2 separate regions of the Homo sapiens genome follow, and region 2 is linked to region 1. The links are chromatin contacts, found by Hi-C or POLR2A ChIA-PET in ENCODE. All regions are on one chromosome and are shown on one strand. The core of a region is the stretch at or near the end of the contact, and the rest is flanking DNA. Distances in the headings are between cores, read along the strand shown.

Evidence for each region. Hi-C counts contacts between places; a loop is a spot of excess contacts on that map. ChIA-PET counts read pairs that join two places held with the same protein, here RNA polymerase II (POLR2A). Pooled maps may share reads with other maps.
Region 2: a map of GM12878 shows a loop between it and region 1 (10-fold over the local background). The contact joins the promoter of HERC6 here to the promoter of AFF1-AS1 in region 1. A Hi-C loop is called at or near these places in 3 of 168 maps with a recorded cell type or tissue (GM12878 and naive thymus-derived CD4-positive, alpha-beta T cell), 1 of 37 single-sample maps with no recorded cell type and 12 of 50 pooled maps. POLR2A ChIA-PET finds 5 or more read pairs at or near these places in 1 of 52 experiments (HCT116).

Annotation. Positions count from the first base shown.
Region 1 is chr4:86,932,955-86,936,569 of GRCh38, forward strand. AFF1-AS1 (AFF1 antisense RNA 1) reads right to left here and starts at 1,896. Exons shown (of 3, transcript NR_038841.1): 1 at 1,533-1,896; 2 at 441-588. It overlaps AFF1 (ALF transcription elongation factor 1), which reads left to right and starts at 2,057. Exons shown (of 21, transcript NM_001166693.3): 1 at 2,057-2,286. It also overlaps a transcript of C4orf36 not described here. RefSeq lists silencers at 1,762-2,511, 2,982-3,120 and enhancers at 2,433-2,974, 2,975-3,516, 3,372-3,491.
Region 2 is chr4:88,377,335-88,380,998 of GRCh38, forward strand. HERC6 (HECT and RLD domain containing E3 ubiquitin protein ligase family member 6) reads left to right here and starts at 1,518. Exons shown (of 23, transcript NM_017912.4): 1 at 1,518-1,786. The coding sequence starts at 1,588. RefSeq lists a silencer at 1,741-1,930 and an enhancer at 1,941-2,270.

The DNA.
Region 1 (3,615 bases), core at 646-3,145:
TAGCTAACAAAGTTAAATATCTGCAACTCCATTACATAATTACTCTCCTTTTGTTTATGTCTGAAATTTAAAAAGTAGATATAAAAAATTTTTTAAAGTAGATATAGTGTAATCACTTTTTAAAATAGCCTTCTTATTGACTATTTATATAAGATGACCAGCAGAAGAGAGAGAAAGGCAACTTAAAAAATAATAATAACTCACTGGCATGGCTATCCTTTTTTATTCATTATCAGAAAATTAATTTGATTTAGTCTTTTTAAATAGCCAGTCACCATTCACGAAATAAATCAACAGAAGTGTGTACTGGAATTATTTACTTGCTTGTTTCTGCCACCACACTGGAATGTCATGAAAATAGGAGCTCTGTCTTTGTCATCAATATGGCTCGTCACCTAGCACATTGCCTTAAGAATATTGATATAAATGGAATGACTTACTCTCTGAACCAAAGCTACATCATCTTCAACAAAATTTTTGCAAAATTACAATCTTCAATTCCAAAGGCAGGAAAATAAAATGATCACACTTCCACTGTCAACATCATTTACTAAGTTGACCACAGTTTGAAGAGCCCTATAGGAGATACTATGGGATGACACAAAAAGAACACAAAAAAGGAAAACATTTTAGATAGAAGTGGTAAAAGTTTTCAGATTATAAAATATTACCATGCTAATATATATTTCACAATGAAATGTATTCATTATATAGCAAAAACGTTAAAATACTTGTTATTGATTAGAATAGAGATCAGTCTCTGTTAGAAACCTTTAAAAGGTGTACAAACACTTTGTAAGAGATGACTCCTGTCCCATCCTGCTCAGGGATGACCAGAACTTTCATCTTAGATAGATACACCACCAGGTTTCATCAGGGACACCTTAATTATTTTAGCTGTCTAGGTAAACCAATCTCCCGATGGGAGGATATGGAGTAGGGCGAAGAGTTATATTTTGGAAAACAATCCATGGGAAATTAAGTCAAGTAGCCAAAGGTTTAATTTGGAAATGCAAATATCCATCAATTAGGTTTTCAATTATGTGGACAATAAAAGAGTTGAGCAGAGCAGTAGAGACAAACAAAATTAAAAAGAGAAAAGGCAGAGAAGGCAGGGAGGGGCTTATTTTCACACATTATACCAATTTACATTACACATCATATTAAATTTAAGTAAGGCGCTTTTCTTCATCCAAATAATTTCACCCATTTTAAACCATAAAATACTGTCGGCGAAATCTCATCTGGGCCATTTGATGTAATCTTTCTGCGTCCCTTTCAGGAAGGAAGGTGCGACAACACAATGAAGACAGCCTGTTGCTTTCCTTGGTATGTTTACAGCAGGAATCGGGCAGCGACTTAACTAGACATAAGTTTCCCCTTCTTCCCATGGGTCTATTTGCCAAAGCCCCCTGCACCTATTAGAATTTTCTGAGGTTGGGCTGGTGGAGAGCAGAAACCCGGAGGCTAGATTCAGGAGACCTGGTTTCCCATGCCACTTAGTAGCCTGTGACATTGAGCACAATACTTACTTTTCGGCGCTTCCGTTTCATTATTTGGGAAATGGGAACAATATATCTGTTTTATAAGATTGTTGTGAAGATGAAACAGGCCTGTGTGTGAAAGGCCTTTTCTAAATTGTAAAGCGCTCCCCAGATGTTAGTTATTATCTCCTTTAAAGGGCACAGAATCTGTTTCAATATTATAGGAGGTTGCAAAAAGGCTCCTTGACACTTTTTGCTCAGAACTTGACCCTGAGCTTAATCTCGCCGTAAAGTGAAAGGGTTCTTGCGCCCCCACAGCAGCCCGGGGCAGGGTCACCCTCGCGACCGGGGCGGTCATTGCCGTATTCCGTCCTGAGCTGCCGCTCCCCCACGATCCTCCCACCAATCCCGGGAGGGCCGCGACGTCCCTTGCCGCTTGGGTGGCGCCAGCTAGAGGGCGCGGGCCGGGGCGGAACCCGGTACCGCAGCTCGGGAGGTGGGGGTGGGGGCGGGGCCTCGCGCGGAGGGCGTGGCCTCGGGGCGTCCCGGGCAGCCGGCGTGCTGAGCTTGCCAGCCAGCTAGCGAGCGACGGGCGCGCGCGGCCCCTGCGCACTCGGCCGCCGCCTGCGCGCGTTGCGGCCGCAGCTGCACCTTTGCCTCCGCGGTTCCGCAGCCGAGCCCCGGGAGGAGGCGCTCCCCTGCGTCGTCCGCACTTGCGCCCTTTCCCACCGCAACAGGTCAGGGGAGGGCGGAGGTGACGAGGGCGCCCGACCCGGGACTAGAGGACGGAAGGGTCTGGAAGGTGAGCGCAGCCCTGCGCCACCCAGGGCTGGGGGTCGATCCGCCCGGCCCCCGACGCCGCCGCCGCGGACTTCTCGGAAGCCGAGGCTCTCCCCGCCTCTCTGCCGGCTTCCCAGCACGCTGACTCAAGTCGCTGGCGTTCCCACTTTTCCGGTGGGAGCCCTCGGGGAGAACGGGCTAGGGCTCAGAGCTCTCACCGCCCTACTTGCGATCCCGCGGCAGGTAGCGCGTAGAAAAACAGGGGACGGGGACATGGGAAGAGACCCATGCTCCTCCCTCACGCGCAGCCCCCAAGTCAGACGTTTGCCTGTGCACCCCGCGTTTTGCGGAGAGCTGTCCCGTTGTTGGGACCTGCTACTTGAGTTGCGTAATGAGTCCCAGAAGTTTCTCGGGGGGAGGGGGCGGGGAAAAGTGGGGTTCTTCTCTCCTGCACCCCGGGACCCTTCCCTGTGCCTGTCGTGGAGAGAGATGAGGGCTTCCCGCCGCGTCTCGCTGAGAGCAGGAGGGAGGCGTGTGTCGGTGGTCCGTAGCCTCCGGGGAGGAGTTGGAGCCACCTTCTGAGACTTAACTTCAGGGACAGAGGGAGAGGCGTCTTTAGTATGGGACTGGTTAATTTCTCTTGATAATGCTTTTTTCCCTCGGGTGTCCCATCCTCTGTGGCCGTCGCAACCCCACCCTCCGACGGTGCGAGCGCCGGAGCCAGCGAATGAGAGGGGAGAGAAGGTGGAGAGTGTGAATCACACGTTACCTTAGTGTAATGGTAGTTGCATTAATGGAGCTGCGACGGGCCTGCGGGCGGTTCGATACCGTCCGGCTAGTTTTCTCTTCCCGGAGCTTCTCCACCACCAGCACCCGCAAATTGTTATGCAGATCATCCCGGGAAGGCACTTGGCTTTGGAGGTGGAGATGTGTCCGAATCTCCCTTGAACCAGTCTCTGTTAGGGGGAAAGGCCTTGCAGCCAAGTGATTTGTTTTAAGGGTGGAGCCGGAGATAATTTTAAACACCCTCCCCCTTGGTGCACGTTGCGGGGTGTGACTCACCACGGGGAAATCAGACTGATTTAAAACCTTCAGTGCAAACTTGTAAATTAAGGCGAAGACCCAGTGTTCCCTGGGACAGTTGCAAAGTGAGAAGAGCTCAGAAACTGAAGCACAGAAACGTTAGGTAGGAGTCTGAGAGGCGTGGAGAATTTTGCTTGTGCAAGATTATTTCAGAGCAAGGTCGTGCGGTGTGTGTAGAAGGTAGGTGGCCGTGGGTTACCTCTCTCAGACCTGCGTGGTGTTGGCCTCTGGGTGGGGATAAAAGTCACGAAAAAGACCTTTGGACCCA
Region 2 (3,664 bases), core at 268-2,767, 1.4 Mb after region 1:
TAGCCTCTGCTATACTGTCACCACATTCACCCCCTGGGTGTTCTCATTCAGCCATCTGGCTTTAAGCATCACCTCTACACTGATGGCTCCCAATTTTCTGACTACACCCAAGCTTCTCTCTACAACTCCAAAACAGTTTATCCTATTGCCTTCTTGATTAACAAGCATCTTACAGTTATCATTACCAATCTGTATTCCAGACACACATAGCTTAAACCTGCACCTTCCTCAGGGTTTCCCAGTCCAGTAGAGTTTACCTTGGAGTAACCCCTAAAGCCAACCCTGGAGTAATCCCTAATCCCTTTTCTTCTTTCCCCCCAATTTCTAATCCATCATCAAATCTGTGGACTCTTACTTTCAAAACATGTCTTGAATCTAATAACTTCTCCTCTCTTCCCTTCTAGGATATCACCTGACCTGAACTCTGAAGTAGTCTCTGCTAACTGGCTTTCTGCTTCCATTTTTGTCCTATTATTTTTCACACAGCAGCCAGATGAATCTTTAAAAACTGAAGTCAGATCATGGCTCTTCTCTATTCAAAACCTTCCAACTGCTTCTTTTCATCCTCTGCCCTCAGGTGTGATCACGACTCATTCCCTCATTTCCCATGTCCCCTCAGCTCTCTGCACAAATATCACTTCATCAGAGAGATCTTCCCTAATATCATCTCAAATACCAGTGCCTTCCGCCTCCACCCTCTGGTTCCTGTTGTATTTTTCGTTGCCCCTTGATATTACACTATGTGTTTATCTGTTTATGTTCTCTTTCCCTCAGGAGAATGTAAACGCATCAAGAGGATCTTGTCTTTCACTAATTGTATTTTCAGGCGGGGCCCAGAGGCTCACGCCTGTAATCCCTGCACTTTGGAAAGCTGAGGGGTGGATCACTTGAGGTCAGGAGTTCGAGACCAGCCTGGCCAACATGGTGAAACCCCATCTTTACTAAAAATACAAAAATTAAGTCGGGCGTCGTGGCGCATGCCTGTAATCCCACCTACTCGGGAGGCCGAGGCAAGAGAATCAGCTTGAACCCGTGAGGTGGAGGTTGCAGTGAGCCGAGATGGTGCCACTGCACTCCAGCCTGAGCAGCAGAGCGACACTCCATCTCAAACAAACAAACAAACAAACAAACAAAAAACAAACATATTTTCAATGCCAAAAAAGGTCTGGAATGAGGTGGGCACTCAGATGCTTTATTAACCACTCTAGGTATTATTCTAACACTTTATGTGCCTATTAAATTATCCCGACATATTAGATTTGCTGAATTGCAGTCCATATTTCGTAGATATGATAGCTGAAGCACGGAATCATTAGGTAACTTGCCCAAAGTGGCATTCACGACTCATAAATGGCTTAGGATGTAAACTCAGTTTTATTCCCTGGGACGCCCTCTCTGCTCTTCAGCACTTGAAGTTCAGGCAGCGAGAGTTGACATGGGGCCAGGGCTGCGCCCCTGGGGCGGGTTGAAGACAGGGTGAGTCTCTTGATATTCAGGAAATCATCGCGCACCCAGTCACCAGCGTTCGGGAGCCTGTCGCAGCGGGACCGACGGAATCCGGAGCAGGCGACAGGGCGCAGAAGCGGGATGTACTTCTGTTGGGGCGCCGACTCCAGGGAGCTGCAGCGCCGGAGGACGGCGGGCAGCCCCGGGGCTGAGCTACTGCAGGCGGCCAGCGGGGAGCGCCACTCTCTGCTGCTGCTGACCAACCACAGGGTCCTCTCGTGCGGAGACAACAGCAGGGGTCAGCTGGGCCGCAGGGGCGCGCAGCGCGGGGAGCTGCCAGGTGAGCGGGGGGCCCCAGGTGCAGGGTGTGAGGACCCCAGTACATGGGCGCGGGGGCTTGGGTACCGGGCGCAGGGAACCGGGTGCGGAGCGCTGGGACCCGGGTGAGGGGCGCGGGGGCCCAGGTGCAGGGAGCGGCTCAGATGCTGGGCGCCGCGGGCCAGGCAGGGAGGGGTGCTGGGAGCCTTGGATTCCTCGGGGCCCGAAGAGCCACAGGAACCAGGAAAATGGTGCCCTGTGCTACCGAAGAGCAACTTCCTCAGTTTCGTTTTCCCAACGCCCCTCGGATTTGTTTCGGTTTCCAATTCAAGTTCAAAGCGAAACTGAGAGCCGAAACTAACCTGGTCAGCGCTGCTCTGGAAAGAGATGTGGTCCCTCCGGCTTGCCTTGCAGATAAATCCTCGCCTGCGCGGTTCTACCTGGAGAAGGCAGCCTGACCTTACAAACGTGGTTTGTGGGTCAGACACCTGTATCTCCCTTAGAAATACACTGGGGCATTAAAAAATATATATATATAAAAATATATATATAAAATATATAAATATATATAATATATAAATATATACAAATATATAATATATAAATATATAATATATAAATATATATAATATATAAATATATAAATATATAACATATAAATATATATAATATATAAATATATATATAACATATAAATATATATAATATATAAATATATATATAACATATAAATATATATAATATATAAATATATATATAGCATATAAATATATATAATATATAAATATATATATAATATATAAATATATATAATATATAAATATATATAATATATAAATATATATATAATATATAAATATATATAATATATAAATATATATAATATATAAATATATATATAATATATAAATATATATAATATATAAATATATATAATATATAAATATATATATAATATATAAATATATATAATATATAAATATATATAATATATAAATATATATATAATATATAAATATATATAATATATAAATATATATAATATATAAATATATATAATATATAAATATATATATAATATATAAATATATATATAATATAAATATATATATAATATATAAATATATAATATATAAATATATATAATATATAAATATATAATATATAAATATATATAATATATAAATATATAATATATAAATATATATATAATATATAAATATATATATAATATATAAATATATATATAATATAAATATATATATAATATATAAATATATATATATAATATATAAATATATATATATAATATATAAATATATATATATACACATAATAGGCCGGACGCGGTGGCTTACGCCTGTGATCCCAGCACTTTGGGAGGCCGAGGCGGGCGGAGCACGAGGTCAGGAAATCGAGACCACCCTGGCCAATATGATGAAACCCCATCTCTACTAAAATACAAAAAATAAACTGGGCGTGGTGGCGGGCGCCTGTAGTCCCAGCTACTTGGGAGGCTGAGGCAGGGGAATCGCTTGAACCCGGGAGGCAGAGGTTGCAGTGAGCCGAAATCGCGACACTGCACTCCAGCCTGGCAACAGAGCAAGACTCTGTCTCAAAAAACATAATAATAATAAATATATATATTATATATGTGAGATAATACAATAATCGTTATGGATTATTGTAGAAATACGAGAAAGCAATCACCGTAGCTCCAACACCCAAAGATAACTCCTAACATTTTGATGCATTTTCTCCTTGTCTACTTTTTTCTATGTACATATTTAATCTTTATAAAAATCATGTCATTATAGATTTGTATATGCAGTATTTATGCAACTCTGTACATTGTGTTTTCATCAAGCATAATCTTATGAACATATTACCCTTTCATTTT